Regions from separate parts of the Mus musculus genome. Here all the other regions are linked to region 1. A link is a loop called in an ENCODE intact Hi-C map of the cell type or tissue named here. Cell type or tissue: heart. All regions are shown on one strand. Region 1 holds the start of n-TPagg2 (a tRNA gene). Region 2 overlaps Dcaf6 (DDB1 and CUL4 associated factor 6). Region 3 holds the start of Dcaf6 (DDB1 and CUL4 associated factor 6). Region 4 has its middle 15 kb from the start of Gm46168.

What was found. Peaks named below come from ENCODE experiments on the same cell type or tissue, not always from the same donor. Only the 100,000 strongest peaks of a DNase experiment are listed, where the experiment ranks them.
Region 2: it touches region 1 in a loop (2.5-fold over the local background); 6 of 42 quality-filtered maps call a loop at or near these places.
Region 3: a loop joins it to region 1, with 3 times the contacts of the local background. A loop is called at or near these places in 15 of 42 quality-filtered maps.
Region 4: it touches region 1 in a loop (5-fold over the local background); 6 of 42 quality-filtered maps call a loop at or near these places.

What each region holds. Positions count from the first base shown.
Region 1 is chr1:165,639,214-165,644,213 of GRCm38, forward strand. It overlaps n-TPagg2 (a tRNA gene), which reads left to right and starts at 2,421; the gene lies at 2,421-2,492. It overlaps n-TPcgg2 (a tRNA gene), which reads right to left and starts at 3,129; the gene lies at 3,058-3,129. It also overlaps the pseudogene Gm18407. In heart, a CTCF peak has its summit at 2,358 (motif pointing right); DNase peaks (open chromatin) are centred at 2,438, 2,798, 3,308 and 4,008; H3K4me3 peaks cover 2,897 bases; H3K27ac peaks cover 2,019 bases.
Region 2 is chr1:165,386,099-165,391,098 of GRCm38, forward strand. Dcaf6 (DDB1 and CUL4 associated factor 6) reads right to left here. Exons shown (of 19, transcript NM_028759.1): 9 at 4,316-4,435; 10 at 2,560-2,817. Among named protein-coding and RNA genes, the nearest start is that of Dcaf6, 72 kb to the right of the region's middle. In heart, a CTCF peak has its summit at 2,911 (motif pointing right); no DNase peak of the experiment used is centred here.
Region 3 is chr1:165,458,688-165,463,687 of GRCm38, forward strand. It overlaps Dcaf6 (DDB1 and CUL4 associated factor 6), which reads right to left and starts at 1,776. Exons shown (of 19, transcript NM_028759.1): 1 at 1,444-1,776. The coding sequence starts at 1,540. It overlaps Mpc2 (mitochondrial pyruvate carrier 2), which reads left to right and starts at 2,573. Exons shown (of 5, transcript NM_027430.3): 1 at 2,573-2,824. The coding sequence starts at 2,716. In heart, CTCF peaks have their summits at 1,030, 1,924 and 2,554; DNase peaks (open chromatin) are centred at 964, 1,864, 2,474 and 3,154; H3K4me3 peaks cover 3,723 bases; H3K27ac peaks cover 2,966 bases.
Region 4 is chr1:165,733,969-165,738,968 of GRCm38, forward strand. No RefSeq gene overlaps it. Among named protein-coding and RNA genes, the nearest start is that of Gm46168, 15 kb to the right of the region's middle. In heart, a CTCF peak has its summit at 2,390 (motif pointing left); a DNase peak (open chromatin) is centred at 2,343; H3K27ac peaks cover 708 bases.

The DNA.
Region 1 (5,000 bases):
GAAAACATATTGGGATTCTCGCTTCAGAATCTGGATTAAGCTCTGTTTTCTTTCCACAGCCTCACAGTTCTCCCTCTTTCTATCCTGCTCCTGATGGATATGCCTCTAGGCATAGCGCTCCGTGTGGCTGGGATAAAATGTCCCTCCAGCTTCAGACTCCCTGAACACTAAAACCATCCACATCCTGTTTCACAAGGACTTCATCCTAAGGAAGGAAGTGCCCCAGGACTGGACTACAGGCCGCCCTGGTTGGTTTTATATTGCTATGATAGATACCATGACCAAAAGCCTACCGTCTATTGAGGGAAGCCAAGGCAAGAACTCATGGAACCTGGAGGCAGGAACAGAGCCAGCGACCATGGAGGAATACTGCTGAAGGGCTTGCTCCTCACGGCTCATTCACATCTGTTTTCTTCTACCACCCAGGACCACGTGCCTAGGGGTGACACTGCTCAAAGGGGGCTGGGCCTCCTCAGAGCGATCATTAATAAGGTCAAGCCTCGCAGACGTGCCCACAAGCCAATCTGATGGAGGCAATTCCTCAACTGAGGTTCCCTCTTTTTAGGTGACTCTGGTTTCTGTCAAATTGACGAGCGCAAACCAGCACGGACGCATCACATTCCTTCTACCAAGACAGGAAGCTTTTCCACCAGAAGGCATCCGCTACTATGAATCTTTCTATCATCAGTCTCGTCCGTCACTGCTACGATAGATAAATGAGATGGTCTAGTATCTGGAATGTAGAGAGAAAAGGACAAAACTCCTTAGCTGGCCATGGTGGCTCACACTTGTAATAGCAGTGTGCAGGAGAACAAGGCCAGTGTGGCTGCAAAGGTCTGAGGATGTTCTAAGTTCCAGCGGGCTGCCCTGGATGGGGAGAAGATGCTAACTGCTAGCTCTGGTGAATTCAAGAAGAAATGGACAGCATAGACTTTTAGTTTGTAAATACTAAGGGATTACGTTGTTTTAGTAATAACCGCTTCTTCCTTTAGGAAGTAGAGGTTTCTTTGGTGTCGGGGCACATTTTTTTTTCTCCCAGTTAGATTTTCATGAATAAACTATCCTGGCATCCAGAACTCATTAATATTTTAAAGAGTATTCTCAGAGTTCCTGCCTGGAGCCCTAAGAATTAAAGACTCAAGTTAGGACAGTTTCAAATAAAACAAAGGGCGGAGCCTGCATGCTAGAATCCCAGTGCTGTAATTTTTCTAGTGTCAAACCCTAGGGGGAAATTTTTTGACAATCAGGGTGAGGAACCACTGTGTGCCAAATGCTTGCTGGCTGAATGAGCAAGGTGCACTGTTGGACGCCAAGGACAGGACATGACTGAGTCTGTTGAGGATAGCCCACTGCCTGTTATTTCCTACCCCTTTAGCTATTTGGTAGGATGGTGATTCTCAATTATGCTTCCTCAGAGTACCAAAGTGTATATTGATAAGGAATTTGGGACAAATTGTAGTCACTTAGAATTACTGAATATTATCCTAAATGTCTATCATAAGCATCAAAGAGAAATGTTTAAAGACTTAATATAGTTAAGAAGCTATGACTTTTTTTTTTTTTAAATACAGAACCAAGGAGCCAGGCTCTTCTTCATATTGTTTCAATTTTAGCAAACAGTGTGAACTGCTGAAGAAACCACAGGCTGTGACTTCTTCATTGCTAAGGATCATGGGCAATCAGACCACAACTACACAATTAGTTGCCACTTAAACAATAGATTTAAGTTTGGTATTGGGTATTTCGCCCCCCAAGAAATTATGGGAGTCAAGTGTTGCAACTCAGGCCCGGTTTGATGAATGCTTTTAAATAAATTAAATTAAAAATATAAAAATCACAGCCATTGCGAGGCAGAATTCGGTGGGGTTCTGTGAGTTGTGTCCAGCCTGGTCTACATAGTGAGTTCCAGACTACTGAAGATTGTATAGTGAGACTATACTCTAGTAAAGTATCGGCTTTAGTATGTCAAAGGATTCCTCCATGCCCATGAAATTTGGAGTTTGGAATTTACCAAAAACCTGAACAGCTTTACGGACAGGTGGGGATTTGAAGAGGAGTGCTTTAAAATATGTCATGCCAAGGAATGGACGATTTCATCGAACCCGCCAAGTGTGAAATAGTGCAACATTGAAAACCCAGTAACTGGCATTTGCCCAGGGAATGTTGTCACACATAGCTTATTAGCCACAAAAACAGATTTCAGGTTTTCAAGATAATAGGTCAGCATTAAACTAGTAATGATATCGTTGCGCTTTCTGGCTCACTTAATTGTCAAAGAATAAAACAGAGAAAAGGGAAAATTAAAATTGTAACATATAAACCAAAGAAAATAAACGGTACTATATATGAATGATCACACGGGGGCGCCAGCTAAGAATTTCAATAGACCTTTATGATGACAGGAGAACCAGCTACACATCGGCTCGTTGGTCTAGGGGTATGATTCTCGCTTAGGGTGCGAGAGGTCCCGGGTTCAAATCCCGGACGAGCCCTGTAGCTTTTTAATTTTTCTTTTTTTTTGGTTGATACGTTAATGCACAGAAACCTAAAATTGTTCCTGAAAATCAAACAACAAAAACACCAAGCACACTTTACACTAAAGTAACAATAAAAGGAATAACGTGGAAGCATAAAAGTTTTCCAGTCACGTCCTTTGCCTCGCTTAATCCGATCGAAGCGCGAGTGTAGGGACCGGGGAGCTTGGTAGTTTGCAGCCGGGTTTAAACCACCGTGCCTGGGCTTCTCCGTCGTGAAGCGGGGCTGCGGCTTCCAGGGATCCTGGAACGTCGCAGTGCCAATCCCCGACACTCATGCCACGTGTGTGAGCGTCCGTCCGGGTCTCCCAGGTTTCTTCATTGGGAGTGTGTTTCAGTGCCCTGCCCTGCTGACCCACACGGAGGTCAGCTGGTCCTTAGCTTTTGAAAATAAAATAGATGGACAGCCGAGTTCAGAATAGTTTCACTGGGATCTTTGGATGAGATGCGTGAGAAAAATGAAACAACTTTAATTTTCAATATGTAAATTTTTTTCACGAAAAGAAAAAAAAAAGTAAAACCAGGGCTCGTCCGGGATTTGAACCCGGGACCTCTCGCACCCGAAGCGAGAATCATACCCCTAGACCAACGAGCCGCTCTCGGTGACGACGCTCTCAGGGCCTCCCTTAAGGCTTCCGCGGGGCTGACCTGGTCCGGAAACCATCTCGCGCGAACAGTTCTTTTGGTTCCGAGGCTCTGGGGCCCGGAACCCCTTCCCGCCGGGCCGAAGAAGGCCGGGAGGACGCGCCTTTGCCCAGAGGACGGCTCTGGAGCCGGATTGCGGGTGCCGCCCGCTCACAGCGGAACCGAGCTGGGTTCGCCGACGGGCATCCGGTCCTCGGCCACCGCCGGGAACCGGCTTGGAAGGGATCAGGCCGGAAGAGAATCAGTGCCTGAGGCCCGGAGCGCGGCGAGGGAAGGGAACGCGCCGCAGCCTTGCTCAGGGGACGAAATCTTGGGGTACTAGGAGCAGTGATCTTCCCCGAAATTCCAACTTATTAAGTAAGCAGTTTGTACTGAAGCCATTTGATGCTCAGTCCCTGAACCACTCCTGTTGTCCCCTTGTGCAATGGAAGGGACAGAGGTCCAGAGACCTTGTGGAGTTCCCGGAAGGACCCCCGCGCTCCTGGAAGGAGGACCATAGGGGCTGGAGCGGGGAGACGGACTGGGGTGGGGTGGGGGAGTGGGGGCACAATGGCAGTGAGGCAGATCTCCCTCCGGCAAATCTGAGCCTTAGGTCCTACTGTCCGGCCCAGCAGTACTCCTTACTCCAGGGTCTGAGGCTGGTCTCTGTCCCCAGCCAGGCGTCGAAACTGGGCTAGCCTTAGTCCCTGCTCTCTCCTACCAACCTTCACGCCTCACCATGCTTAATGCATTAGGGTAGGATTGTAGCCATTCCGCGTTTTCAAATCCTTTCTTCCATCCTCAGGCTACCATGGATTCAGTGCATATGTCCTTTGTCCTGTATCCTGGTCCGACTTCTCAGAGAGTCCAGCTGGCGTGTTTGTCCTCTCATTGGCTCGTGCCAGCCTCTCGGCTCCTCCTCCTCCATCCCCCCCACCCCCCCATGCTACCAAACTTCTCTGTATCTCAAGTCCCTATATTTAAGGCCAACCTGGGCTATATGAGCTCCTGTTTCAAAACTAACTATTTATTATTATTATTATTAATTATTTTAATTATTACTCCAAAATCCACACACAAAGTTTATTGAAACAGGTCAGGAAGTGCAAGTCTGAAGCATGTTGACACCGATAAACAACAAAGGTCGATCAGCAAATAAATCATTTTGCTGGCTACTGCTCTACTAAGGCTCAACAAACAAAATAGATACATATGAAAATGGTCATGAATAATATTAAGTGACCCATTTGGTAAACTTACGTACATCTTGTATGCAAACCTAAAGAAAGTGCACCTGGGACTATTTCTGTGTAAAAGCCATAATGACAAGCATGTTACCATCACAGAGGCAGAGCAGGTGGATCTGCGTGAATTTCAGGGCAGCCAAGGCTACACACTGAGATCCTGTCTTGAAAAAAAAAAAGTCACATTGAAATAATAACAGTCTTACAAACCGGTCTCTCAAGAAAATATCCTAGTGAGTCTTGTTAGAAACGCCCTGTTCACCATTAGTCATTTCTGTTTTAACTGGAAATAGTTCTGCCCGTGTGGGTTTTGGAATCCTTGCTTCTGGTACTTTCATTGCGTAACTAGCATTCTCCACTGTGGTCAAGACCCTGCTTCATTCAAGATACATAGTTTCTTTAGAAAACTGGGGTGTCCCAGTGCACCAATGAAAAAGAATCACCATCATCCTGGCATTAAAAACTGGCTTCATTTGGGGAGAGGGGGGGTGCCCATGTCCTGCACTGTTAATACACATCTATAGGGATTCTCCCGTTAATCCAGCTACTCCCAGCATAACTAGCATTGGCTTTCGGTCTCCCAAAGTGCTTATCCTAA
Region 2 (5,000 bases), 250 kb before region 1:
TTGTGACTAGAAGGAAAAATTCAGCAGAAAAGGCAATAATGGCACAGGAAAAGAAGTGACTCTGGGGAGGCAGGGGACCAGGAGTCTTTCCCTGGGAAGCTGGAAAGGCAGGCTTCAAACTGATCTGGCCAGGTGTAAGAGGAGGAGTTACATTTCTTCCAGGCAACCTACATGTGCGCATTAGGAAGTTGAAGTGGTCCAGAAAATGAGTGTTTCCGCTCTTCACTGCGATGAAGCTTGCAGCTTATGGAGGGGAGAAGGGCAAGCCAGAGTACTTTAAAAGCCAGGAAAGGGCAAAATAAACACGCAAAGGCGCTGAGAGGAAGAGTGCTCTGAAGTGTTCACTGAGATTTGTGGTGCGACGTTCACCATCATCGCCAGAGGATTCAGGTGTAGACTACGGACCCTGAAACACTGCAGCAAGTTTTCAGTCTCACTGCCTGTGGCCAAGTACTCACAATGACAAAGGAAGGTGTAAACGCGCACATGAAGAGGTATCCGCAGCAGGCTGAGCACAGAGAACAGTCATATCCACATGTCCAGCTTTACACGACGTGCTGACAGACACCACAGCTCTAGACTGACATTCCCACCTACCACAGTCTCACAATGGACAATTCCCAGGGTCTATTAAGCCGTCTAGACTTGGATGGGCTTTGGTAAGCACAGAATGATCAGAAAAGAAAACAAAAACATTTCGTCCTTCCAGATGAGATGTCAGGCTGTAGGATGATGGAAGGGTTACTGCCGAAACAGCTGTAAGTGTAATCTATAGCTCACACCAAATCATTCTCCTCAGAACTGGTACTCTTTTAGACCCGGGAAAATATTCTACCATAGTGTGTAAAAGTTAAGCAACATTCTCAATCTACTAATTCAAAAACAATCCCTTTCTTTAAAATTTTTATGGACAAAGGTACCAAATAATATTCAAACAATGATCATTTGGCCGTCACAAAAGCATTCTTCAGCGCTTAGTCTATCAGACCTAAAAGGCGTTCAGCAGCTTAAACCTGGTATAAAAATGCACAGCACAGCTAAGAAAAAACATTTCTTAAAAGGCTCCAAGAATATTTAACTCACAAATGTATTTAAGAAACAATTGGAACTAGTTAAGATTCAATACAACTTACAACTAGTCTACAGAGTCTTTTTAGCTAAGTTTTCTCAATAACTTAGAATTGCTTACAGACTTTCAGAATATTTGCAATAACACTAGCACTTTTAAAAAATCCCGATCTTGAACCTTACAGAGGACCTGGATTCAGTTCCTAGCAGCTGCGTGGGGGCTCAAAACTGGGCTAACTCCAGGCCAAGGAGGCTGATGTTCTCTTCTGGCCTCCTCAGGCACAAAGTGCAAATGTGCATGGGCAGGCAATATAGACACAGAAAACAAAAGTAAGTATTTTAAAGTTTTTCTTATCTTTACTAATTTCACTAGTTTGGGTCTACTTTCAACTCCTTTGACCCTGTTTCTCAAAGCATTCCAAGTATTTTATTTTCCCTCAAGCTGAAATGCCATGTGAAATGTGAAAGAGATGGCTTTCTAATTCGGCTTTAGCTTACTGTTTTGATAAACTATACACAGTGTTAACAGTTATGCAGCTAACTCTATTATTCCCATAGAAAGTGAATATTAATTATCAAAAATGAAAGATAATGATCAAACTACTTAATTCAAATACCCCATTATCTGGGATCTAGCATCGGTGACAACTTGGAGGTGAAGCTGTTAGGAAACTGTCAGAGGTCTTACTTTAGGTACCAGCATTAATACTAACTATATTCCTTGATACTATTTTTGTTCTGTATTAAGTAAAATGCCTCCTTAGAAGAATTTAAAAATAATAGACAAATGATTTTTACTATATTTAAAAGTACACAGTTAAAATTTCAAGTAGACTATATATTTACTGAAATTATTGTAAATAGTATATTCCATAGTTGGGGTGGGAAAAACATGAGAAGTTACTGTACTGAGAGAAAAATGTGTTAACAGATTTTATGAACTGATATTTTTGACTAACATCAAGTACTATAAAGATAAAGAATTAGTAAGATAATTCTTTTTCATAAATATAGTAGGAAAATAATTCTTCTGGCAAAGTATACTACATTTTTGAGAAGGGACCACTGCAGGTTCACTATTTTCAATATACTCAAAGTACTTAATAATTTGAAGAAAAATTGAAAATATAAATACAATGGAAATAATAATAATGAAATATATTTTCTTGTCATTTTAATAGAGATCTAGAACAGTATTTTGGTTAATAATGGTTTGTAAAATAATCTTTCAGTGTATTACACTATGTCAAAATACTACCTGCTATTACCTTAAATAAAATTACCTTATATAAATTAAAGATTCACTATTTGTAAAAATTCATGAAAACTAGACACGCTTGAATTTTGTGTTTAAGTTTGCTTGTATATTAAAAATGATTTTGGTTACTTATTCCAGCAAGAAGTTACTGTGATTTACAATCTTTCAGAACAGACTAGGTGTTCCTCGGTGTTCAGAGATCAGCACATGAACTTGAAGAATAGCATCCTCACCTGACTGATGATGTGCATGGTGTCCAGACGCCTCAACAGACTGCCTCGGTTCACTGTCTGGGCAAGACAGCAACGAGCTGGAACGAGGGCTTTCTATGGCGGCTGTGGCTGCCTGAGCCTGAACTGGATCTGTAGAGGATGTAGAAGGCTGAAGAAGTGCAGCTGGCATGTCTACATCCATTGCAGTTTCACACACTTCCAAATTAGGACTTGATGGAACCGTAGGAAGAGTTGAAACATCTGGCTGATTTGTTCCACCTTCAAAAAAGCACATGTTAAAGCAAACCCAAGTTTCTAAAAGATCTATTCATTTTAAATTACATGTGAGTGATCTGGTGACATGAACCTAGGTGCCTGCAGAGGGCAGAAGAGGATTCGGGATCTCCATAACTGGAGTTTCTGACAGTTGTGAACAGCCATGTGGATTCTGGGAACTGAACTCAGCTCACCTTCAAGAGCAGTGAGTGTTCTTACCAACTCTTAATTGCTCTTGATCCATCTTCTCCAGCCTCAAACTCAAATTTCAAATGCAAAAAATAAACACAAAACAAACCTCTACAGAAATATTCTGAAAACACACAGCAACATAAAATTTCAGTGTTCTAGTCAGTCTATGTCAACTTGACACAAGCTAGAGGCTGACAAAAAGGGAGCTTCCGTTGAGAACATGCTTCCATACGAGCTAGCTACAAGGCGTTTTCTTCACTAGTGATTGATGGAGAGGGTCCAGCCCATTGTTGGTGGTGTCATCCCTGGGCCACTGGTCCTGGTATTTTAAGAAAACAGGCCGAGCAAGCTAAGAAGGGCAAGCTAGTAAGCAGCACTCCTCTGTAGCCACTGCATCAGCTCCTGCCTCCAGGTTCCTGCTCTGTTTGAGTTCCTGTCCTGTCTTCCTTCAAGGATGAACAGTGATACTAAAGAGTAAGCCGAATAAACCCTTTCCTCCCCTGATTGCTTTTGGTTATCACAGCACTAGAAGCCCTAACTAACACACTCAGTGTATCAGTTATGGCCACTGGTGGTTTGGTCCACTTAATCAAACAGTCTAATCAACAGGGATAAGAATAAATGACATATTCTTGTGAAAATAATCAATCTTGGGCCAGAATGATGGTTAAGCAGGTAAGGAAACTTGCTGACAAGCCGGACTGAGTTTGGAAACTGACCTCCACATACACACTCACACATATATACCAAGTTGTTTTCTGACCCCCACATGCATACTCACACATATACACACATCAAAGAGATAGATGAAAAATTTTAAATAATTACTTTTTCTAATTATATACATACACTTATCTTTAAAGCTTTGCAGACTTCCAATTTTCAAAGTGTATTGATTGGAAAGGGACTTAAAATTAAAAATCTTTTGTTTTGTGTATTTTGAAATTTTGGGTCTAGTGGAATCAGAAGAGAGTTATGACTACATTGGTTACAAAATGCAGTTCGGTTATCAGTTAGATAATATCAACAAAAACTATCTACCAGCTGGGTGTAGTGATGCACAACTTTAATCTCAGGACTCAGGAGGCAAAGGCAGAAGATCTGAGTTCAAGGCCAGCCTCGTCTATAGTACATGTTCTAGGACAGCCGAGCTACACAGAGAAACCTTGTCTTGAGATGCAAATAAATAAAGTAAAATAAAATAACACGCGGACCAGCCACACAAAATCCAAAAACAAAAAAGAAAAAGCAGTTTTGCCCTAAGCAGTTTTACCAGCTCTCTAGTGATTTAACCAGTAAGACAAATTACCTCTGGGCCGAGGTCTTCCTCTTCCTCTGTTGCTTTGTGCAACTTCACTTGCTTCTTCAAACCACCTTGATAACATATCAGACATTCTCTGCATCAGTGACACATTGGGACTTTGCTCTCCTATTACAACATAAATTTTATCAGTAAGTTTAGCAAAAAGTCAGGATCTTTAAATAATACAAAAACCTAGATCTGTAGATCTGAAGGCCTAGAAATCTAAAATTCTAGAAATTAAAAATTAAATTGCCTAAGTAATTTTACATGAACAGATAAAAAGTTATCAGAGTCCCATCACATTTTATAATAATTACATGAGTAAGTACCCATGGGTCTCCTCTCCATCTATGCCTGTTCCTAGGTAACTTTATATCTCCCACTCTTGCTCCATCACTTGTCTATTTACACTTAGAAATGTGCTCTGGGAGGAGCTTATGAACTCCAAGTGGAATAAATTGAAGGAAAGGCTTGCTCTCTCACTACATTATCAAACACAGACATAAAATAACCTTGGGTCTTTAATTTCCCTAAAACAATTCTTGTTACTGTAAAGTTCCAGGTATTTGATGAGATTAAGTCATTCAGGGCTGTATGGCCTCAGATAGTTGCAACTAGCTGACGGAAAATGTATTTTGTCTTTTCAGTGTTACATGTTTTCTTAGTTCAAACAAATATATTTGTTTGCTTT
Region 3 (5,000 bases), 180 kb before region 1:
ATGACAGTGAACACATATTACAGAAAAGGGGACAGGGTCAGGTGAAAATTTACAGTGTAATCCCAGCTATCAGGAGAATGAGATAAAAGTTAAGGCTAGTCTGGACTATATAAGGAGTCTCTTTCAAATAAAAATTAAAGAGACTAAAACTTAGAACATTAAAATTCTTCATTAAGTACTATGTAATGTTTTACACACATTTTTATGTCTAAAAGGATCTCCAGACGCAGTGAAGAAAAAAGCAAGGGAGAAAAATGCTTTCACCACCATGCATCCGGTTTTCATTCACACACATGTAGGGTGCACATACAGGCACTAGTATTTATATATGTATGCATTTCTAAGAAGGAAATAAATCAAGGAAAATAATCACAAAACAGAAACATTTCTAGGGGCAGTGGCATGAAATCCAAATGGGACCGATTCTGGGACTTCTGCTTTTTTGTATTTAATTCTTACAATGATAACATTCATTTAAAAACATTAAAACGCACACCTAGGCGTCCTTTAAGCAATTTACAGCCAGTAGTATTGGCTGTAATGAGATTTCATTTCTTTCTATTTTTGTTGTTAGTAAAAAAAAAAAAAAAAATGACAGCAACAAATCGCTTCACTTGGCAAAGAAATGACAGAGTTGGGGGGAGGAGGCACTTTGAAGAAACAGGACTTTTTAGTTGACTCTGGCATGACCCAACACACTCAACAAAACTCACGGTACACAGAACGAAAAAGGTGGAACCCTGCGTCCACAGTCCTGAAGGTTGTTTTTAGAAAGCTTAACTAAGAAACAGAAAATGCCAAGTGTGTTTTCCAGGGGTGGGAACAGGAACGTGAAACCTTACACCACCTAAAAGAGGTCTACGGGACTGACAGCAGGCTGGACCTGGGAAGGCGCGGGGGTGGGGAGGGCTCCGCGATCTCTTTTAGGTTTGGGCTAAGCGCCACGGTTTACAGCGAGCCCGGCTGGGGTGTCAAGTCCCTGAGGGTGGTCAACAGCGTCTCTCTCGGGCGACATCTAACCCCTTGCGGAAGCCGAAGAAGAAGGTGGACAAGCAACACCTTGAGGTCTTCGGCTGAGCGGGGACAGCTCCGGAGAAAAGCAAAAGCGCCAACTTTGGCGTTCAACGTGGCATCTCCGTAAGGCTCGCGGAGTCTTCTCCGGAGTCCCAGCCCACGAGCGACCCCAACACCTTTCCGGGCTTAGTGCCGCCTCCCCACGGCCCGGCTCTCCGAGGGAAGCCCAGCTTGAGCCGCGCCTGGCAGCTTGCAAAGGGGACCCCGACCTTAGGAGGAGCGGGCGCGGATCGCCGTCATCCCACCTGAGACCTAGCCTGCGGGGCGCCCCGGTCGGGGCTCGGTCCGGTCGCCAACAGCCCCGGCGGCGCCCCCTCCCCCACCTCTGGGCGGCGACCTCAGCGCCGCCGCCCCGGGGCCCCCGCTCACCCAGGTAGCGGCTCCTCAGCCGGGACGGGTCCTCCAGCCCAAGGGACCTTTTCCTCACGTCCCACAACAGGTGCGGGCAGGAGCCACTCCGAGCCATGGCTCCGCAGGGGCTGGGGTGGGAAAGGGGAGACCACCGCGGGGGGTGGGGAGGGGAAGAGAGGGAGGGGACAGGCCGATCAACACCCGAGCGGCACCAGCACCATGCGCGCGCCCCGGGGCCTCGCCGGCGCCGCGACTCAGAGGGCGGCAGCCACGGCCGCGCCTTCTCCCCGGGAGCGGAGAGGTACCCGGGCCACGGCTCGCCTCATACTCTCCTCAGACTACCCAGAACATCTAGAGATCGGCAACAGTCCCCTCCCTCGACCCCCCTCCCGCGGGAGGCGGAGGCGAAGGCGGAGGCGGCCGCGAGCTCCTCCCTCTCCTCCCTAGACCACGCCCCCTCCCGGCCCTTCTCGCGAGAGGATGCACACGGGCAACAGAAGCCGCTGTGCGTCACGATTGCCCTCACCCTAGGAGAGGAGCTTGAGGGCGCTCTAGCCTACTCCTTAATGGATTGGAGAGGCATGACGGAAGCCGCTGAGGTTGTCTTGCTCACGCCTCTCGAGTCAAAGGAAAAAACCGGGCGTGATGACCCATGCATGCAATCCCAGCAGTCGGGAGGCTGGACCATAGCGAGATCCAAGCCAGCCTGGGGTACACAGCGAAGACACCGACTCAAAAACAATAAGTAAATAAGAGGAAGTCCGACAGGTATCCAGCGTCATCTTCAGTTCGGGAGAGGGAAGCCCAGAAAGCTTATTAGTCAAAGTGAGGGACCGGGCGGAAGTGCGGCTTCAGGTTCCCCTCTCCAACATGGCCTCCAGGGCCGGAAGGAGATGATTTCTGGCCACGCCTCTTCCGCTCTGTGAGGCCAGCCAATTAGAGCAGGCCGTTAAGCTTGCGCAACGCCTCGCCCGCCTAGCTCTAGCGGCCCCAGCACGGCGACCTCTGTAGCACCTGTTGCCATGACTCCTCCCCCTCGGTCTCCCCAACCCGCTCGCAGGAGGCGGGCCGGGGCGGGCTTTTGCTGAGCTCCGCCCCCCTGAGCCTTTGCGGGACTCGGCCTCTAGGTGCTTCACCTCTGGCTGCCAGAGCCGGGGAAGGGCGCCCTAGGGCAGAGGCGGACGCCCCAGCGCTGCAGAGAGAAAGTGACGAGCCGCCCTTCGTTGTCAGCCAGGAACGCGGACACAGCGGCGCTCCCACCCTGCTGCTGTCGATCCCTAGGCCGCCGCGATGGCAGCTGCCGGCGCCCGAGGCCTGCGGGCCACCTACCACCGACTCATGGATAAAGTGGAGTTGTTGCTGCCAAAGAAATTGAGGCCGCTTTACAACCACCCGGCAGGTAATGAATCCTGAACGGCTCGCACGGAGATCGTTCCTCTCCCTCCGAAACCGGGACATTAGAGGCCCTGTGACAGTTGAGTTGCTACCGGAATCCCAGAGCCCTCATCTCGCCACTGAAGGGAATCCATCAATTCTCCTAGTCTTTCACCTTGTTTCATCTTAGGTCTCTTTCCAAAAACCGAGTATCAGCACCCAGTGCCCTTGTTGACTTTTGATGTCTTCGCTCCCTTAAACACTGCTCACACTCCCGACCTCTCCTCCAGACTTGAACCTTACTTAACTCCTGAGAGCCACGAAGGGGTCTTGGGCCACCATGAAACCCTCCTTCTCCTCCCCTTTCTCCCTCCGTGAATTTCTAACGCACACGTGGGGTAGAGCTGAAAAGGTGTCTGTCTGGTCTCAGCAGAGGGTTTGGAGTAAAGGTCATACTTTAGTTCCTCTTGGCAGAGGCCTGCTAAGTGAGCCCTCCCCAAAATTGGACGCTCCCCACCCCCATCCCCTTCCCCTTCCCGGTTCAGTCAATGTCAACCTGGTTCCATAGACCCAGTATAATAAGCCAGTCATTATGCAATCACTGACCAGGTTATATCTGTGTTTTATGTGGGCAGATATGAATACAGTTCTGTTCCACCGCTCACCAAGATGTGACCTTGGGCAAAATTCTATACCTCTGTCTTAATTCATATAAAATGTATTCAGTGTGAAAATCAAAAATAACATATGCTTGATTCTTTGAGGATGTTAGCTGTCACAAGTACTGGATAAGAATTCTTGTAGTTAAAATAATTCTTTAAGAAACTGGAAGGCCCCTGTCCCTCTAGCTCTTTATCACAGTTATTAAATTAGTTTATTTCTAATACAAAATGGGTGATAGTAATACTTGGGTGAGGACTAAAATCTGATTATATTATGAAGTCTTTCAAGCATAAAATTGAGCAAATAGAAAAATTTACTCACAGTGGAAAAATGGAGTTGCTAACAAAAAAGTGAACTTTGCCTTTACATAGATTAAATCCATAGTCTACAATTGATATTAGAAAGATTTAGTTCTGTTTGTTTCTTTGTTTGTTTGAGACAGCGTCTCTGTATAGCCCAGTCTGTCCTGGAATTCAGCTCTATAGACCAGGCTGGCCTTCAACTCAGAAATCCACCTGCCTCTGCCTCCCAAGTGCTGGGATTAAAGGTGTGGGCCACCATGCCCAGAGGAAGGTTTAGTTCTAAGGGATGAGGCAGTTCTCTAGAGCCTGGGCTGGTTATTAAATCTGGTGTCCACTCTAATAACAGAATGGTCTATACCTCTGCATAGATGGTAATTTTAACACTTAATGGCATTACTGCAGTATGAAAACCATTATAAAACTTGTTTTAAGGAACTTTATTGATGAAGTTTGTTTAGTTACCTATTAGTTTTTACATTTTTCTGCTTTGTTATGTTTTATGGCAGAGATTTTCAGAAGATAATAATTTGACAATCTATGTAATGATCAGAATGTTACAAAATCAACTGAGGTCTTTGGCAATTCTTACCCTCCAGCTTTGGAGTGAGGACAGTGTGGAGCAGGCTCAGTTTTAAAGCACTTAAGCTAACAGAGAATTGGAAAGTAGTCTTTTGTTGATCTTTTTCAAGACCCTGGCTTTTAGCCACTTGTAATTATTGTTTATAGTACTTAAACTGTACAGAGTATTTTGTGCATTTCATCCGGAAGTCTTTGGGTTAATTCTGTTTTAAGTGTAATAAAAGGAACACAGAGTTGGAAGACAGAGGCAGGTTAAATCTTGACTTTAACGAATTCCCCAAACCTTAGGAATCTTTTTGTTTGGTTAGTTGGTTATTTGTTTTGTGTTTTGTTTTTGGTTTGGTTTGGTTTTCAAGGCAAGATATCTCTGTGCAGCCCTGGCTGTCCTGGAATTAGCTCTGTAGATCAGGATGGCTTCAAACTCAGAGATCTGCCTACCTCTCCCTCCTGGGTGCTATGATTGAAAGTGTGAGCCCTCACTGCCTGGGTGCAAATCTTTTAAAATTAAAAATGATTGTGAAAAATTAAATGATTGTAATATCTGTAAAGCATGTACAAAAGTATTTGTTTTACAAATCAGAACGAACTTTCTCTTCCAAATAAAGGGTTTAGGGCTTTTGATGTTGTTATTGTGTTGTTTGTTTGTTTTTGAGACAA
Region 4 (5,000 bases), 95 kb after region 1:
CCTCAATTGAGAATTCTTTGTTTAGCTCTGAACCCCATTTTTAATGGGGTTATTTGAATTTCTGGAGTCCAGCTTCTTGAGCTCTTTGTATATATTGGATATCAGTCCCCTATCAGATTTAGGATTGGTAAAAATCCTTTCCCAATCTGTTGGTGGCCTTTTTGTCTTATTGACAGTGTCTTTTGCCTTACAAAAGCTTTACAATTTTATGAGGACTCATTTGTCAATTCTTGATCTTACTGTGCAAGCCATTGCTGTTCTGTTTAGGAAAAAAATTCCTTAATTTTTTATTCCTGGTACCACTACCACAATTTACAGGACAATATGCCTGATGTAATGAAGAGAAAGGTACTGTTGTACCAGATAAAAGGCCTCGGGGATATACATCTAATTGACACTACATTGCATTAATAAACAGCTGCACATTTTGCAAACTACACTATGATAGACCTAAGCTTCCTGTTTAAGTTGCAGTGATGTTTCTGACTATGGATCATCGCTCCCTCTGTGGCAGACTTTTACAGTTCCTCTAAGGCATGCGGAACAACTATCTCAAAGTAACCTATGGCTTTCCTGACAACCCCTCACTTTCTCTCCTGCTAAGAACTATAGCCCTTTTCTACTGTTTGTAAAACCTTCTGCTACCAAGTCCACCACTTCTACCATCAGACCTATAGCCACTGCCATGGGGACTGCCTGAGCTTCTTCCACCAAAACTAACCCACCCCTGGATCCGTGCCATTATCCACTCTAAGTTCCAAAGTCATTATAGTTCCTACCACCACCACCACCACCACCACAGTCACCTCCACCAAAGTTCCCTCCATTGTAACCGTTACATCCTCCTCCACCACCTCGGTCTCCATATCCTGGTCCACCACCATTGCCTCCTCTACTATTGTAACCATGACCACCACCACAGTTACCACCATCACCTTCAAATCCTTTATATCCACCATCACCACTTCTGTAACTACCTCTGCAGCCACCATCTCTGCCACCATAGCCTCCTCTTCCACCAAAGTTTCCACCAAGACCAAAATTGCCTCCAAAGTTTCCTCACTGACCCACAAAGTTGCCACATCCTCCTCCCCAACCCTCTACGATCCTGCAGACTGCATCTCTCCTTCGCAATTATGCCCATTGACAGACTCTTTGTGGTCAGCAGGTGCATCTCTTGTTTAGAAACAGCTCTTTCCACTTCACAATTACACCCATTGACAGTGTGGTATTTCTGAACAATTTTATCAACTCTGCCATGATCATCAAAAGTTACAAAAGCAAATCCTCTTTTTTTCCCCACTCTTTGACTTCTATGATGTAGATGGCTTCTGCCATACTTTTCAAAGTAGTCTCTTAGATTATACTCTTCTGTATTTTCCTTTATACTACCAACATTTTCTTTCACTGTTCAACAAGTACCATGGCTTTTGGCCTCTCTAGAAATGGCGCCTCGGTTCCACCCCAGTCATCAGCTTTGGGAGGGGGGTGGGGGGAACACTCACCGCAGCATCAAGAGATAAGGTCAGGAGCCTTAAGCCTCTGGAACGTCTTGTTGGGGATTCCTCATTATCACACAGTCTCTAATAGTGCCCCGTTTCTCAAAATGTTCTCTTAAGTTATTTGTGGTTCCGAAGCTCAGACCACCAAAAAACAGCTTTCTCAGCTGCTCTGGTTCCTTTGGATCATGGCCTCCATTTTGAGTCCAGACGTGCCTCTTCCAACGCGAATTCCCCTGTTGGTTTTCTTTGGTCCAGTAAAATCCGTGCAGTAGAACACAACCCACTCACTTGCTTAACGGTGGTTGAGTTCACTGGCCCTCTGTGTTCTGAGTCCCTGGCAGGTATGACGTGCTGTGACCCGATGCTTCGGATGGATACTTGTGTGGGCCCACCACAGCATCATGGGATGACACTTCCATTTTAAAGGTTTATTTATTTTTATTTTATGTTTATGAGTGGTTTGACTACCTATGTATGGATACCTTACGCATGTAGTGCTTGCAGAAACCAGACGAGGTTATCAGATCCTCTGGAACCCTCCATGTGGATACTGGGAATCAAACTTGAGTCTCGGCCAGAGCAAAAAGTGCTTTTAACTGCTGAGCCATCCGTACAGCTCCAATACTTCCGTTTTAAGCCAAGAAATATTCTAGGTCGTTTATCTTTTATTCTAGTTTAGATCCTGAAACTGATGTTTTGACAATACTGGTTCTGTCTCTGCACAGACGTCCTTGTTTGGGGAGGCTCCAGCTACAGTCTGGACTGGAGTGTCGAAACATGCCTCACTGCGGAAACCTGCGACTCTGAGACAGCAAACTTCTCCCATCCATGAGTTCACAGATCATTTGCAAGACTGTTGCAAGCTATAGAAACAGCGCCCTCTTGTGACCAGAGCATGCCACACAGTCTCCAGAGAAAGACGCTTCAGTCTTAGAACTGTGGCGATCTCTGCCCCCACAACTCACTCTCATTTTTCTTCCCTTCTCTCTTCCTGTATTTATTTTGAGGCAAGGTCTTGCTGTATAAATATAGAACTCACAAAATAACTCAGGCCGATCTCAGATTCAAACTCATTATCCTCTTGCCTCAGCCTCCAAAGAGCCAGGATCATAGGTTTGCCCCAAGTCTGGCATCCCTCTGTTTCAACAGTGTTCAAAGTAAGACTGGTGACGTAATTCCGAAGCAAGGTTCATTAAAGCATCCGAGAGAGCAGTCAGTCAATCCCAGGGAGGCTACTGTCTCCCTGTTTCCAAAGTAGAGTCTAGACCTGCTTAAAATGTTTAAATGAGCGAGCCACACATTCTCAGGAAATCCATCAAACAAAGATTTATTTCTCTTGACTGGGCTTTTGATAAACGTGACAGAATGCAAACATGCAATCTCTTGATAAAGGCCCTGCTGCTGACAAACAGTAAGATTGCTGTCCTTTAAATAAATGAGAAGGACGAAGGGACAAAACAGCTCAGAAGGTTTAAAAAAAAAAAAAAGGTCCTTGCTGTCGGAGCCTGAAGACCTGGGTTGAGGACCCAGTTTCAACACCTGGTGATCCCATGTTAAACGTTAGAGACAGAAGCCCTCATCTGTAACCCCAACGTTCCGTTTGAGAGATGAGAGCTGGTGACAGAGCTGGCTGGAAGCTCTTAGGCCAGCTAGCTAGGAGTACTCAGCTTCACTCCATCAGAGAACATAAGACAGAGCCTGCATCGATAAGGTGGAAGGAGAGAGCTGTCTCCCCAAAGCTCTCCTCTCGCCGGTCGCGTGCGCTGGCATTTGAGAAAATTATTTACCTAGATGCATGACTCACAGTGCCAACTTCAGAAGAAGAAAACTCAACAGAAGGAGAAAACTAGGCCCAAATCTCCTGTTGGTGCTACTGGAATCTTTTGATACCTCATCTCACAATGTAGCCCAGGCTCGCCTCGAACTTGATAGCCTCCTGCTTAGCCTCTCAGAGAGCTGTAGCTACAGATGCTCCCAGCACGCCTGGCTTCCAAGTCCCTTTGAGAAAAAGAGTCAGTGAATCCTGTAGCTCGTGAAAGAAAGGGAGACATCAAAGGGATTCTCAAACAGCAGTGTTCTGGGACAGCCTTTATTTATTATAGATGCAGCCTCACCCACAGATCTGACGCCATTAATCTGGGCCTGAGGAATCCACCCCCTCCAGAAGGAAGCTGAATTTTCAATAACTGCTCAGGGAATAGTTTAGAAAGGGGATGTTGCCACAGCAAGTCTGTGATGATTTGAGCAGGGTAGAGAAGTGAGATCAGATGCCATTGCTCACAAGGACAAACATCTCCGAGCAAAACGCCTTGATATATGTTTATTTTAAGCTGTGGTTTCTTTCTTTTTAAAAATAGACTATCTTTTATTTATTCTTTGACAATATCATACATGTAAACAATGTATCTTGGTTGTATACATTCTCCCCCCTTCCTTCTCACTACCCCTAGGCATCAGGCACCCCAGCACACCCCCTCCCTACTTCAAGTCCTTTTTAAAAAACTATTGTCTGTAAGAACCAATGTGATTTTAGAGCAAATTGAAGCCACCAGATCCGTTAGGAGTTTATGTGGCCTTGTGTGGTTTGGAAAGCATCGATTGCCTAAGACAAAGGTTCCTCCTTCCTTTTTTGTTACCATATGTGCTGTGCTGTTCAATCTACAAAGAGAGTAGCCTTCGTTTGGGCTACTGCTTAAGATTAGACTCTCTTTGATTAGACCATTCTCTTGTAGACAAGACTTGTTTCAGATTGGACTAGCATCTGATTAGGACAGGAGAGATCAAAACTCTTGTGAGTGAAATGGACCCACTCTTGGAAAATGACCCCAGGAGTTCATTGTTCTTTATTATGCAGCACCTGTTTTTATGTTATGTGTATGAGGGCTCCCCTACATGTGTGTATGTGCACTACATACATACTATGTGCATACCTGGTAACCTCAGTTCAGAAGAGAGCTTCGGAGTCCCTAGAACTGGAGGTAAAATTGGTGTGGTCACCACGCAGATGCTGGAAACTGAACCCAGGTCCTCTGCAAGAGCAGCAAATGCTCTTAACCACCGAGGCACCTCGGAAGGTCTTCCCATGGAGCTTTCTGTTTTCACGGTGCTTCCATATTGATGCCCGTAGCAGGAGGTGATTTTTGTTGTTGTATGATGTTCCTCTCGGTGAAAATGTCCCTCTTGCTGAGGAAAGTTGAGCAGGTTCTACTCGGTCATATTCTGTTTTTTTTTTCTACTACAAAGGCTGAGCAAAGCCCTCTCTAGAATGCTATTCGAATTATGAGGACAACTAGGTCTAAGTATAGAAGATAATTGCAAATTGTTTTCCTCAGTGGCCAAGCCCATTTACATTCTCACAATGATGCAGGATACAAGGTTGGCATTTGGTCTAGTCAGACTGTCATCTTTCCCTCCTGCTGGGCCCAAAGCCCCTGCTCTTATTTCTGTAATTCAGGGTATTGGCTTGGTGTCTTTCCACAGTAGCCTCACTCTGAATTT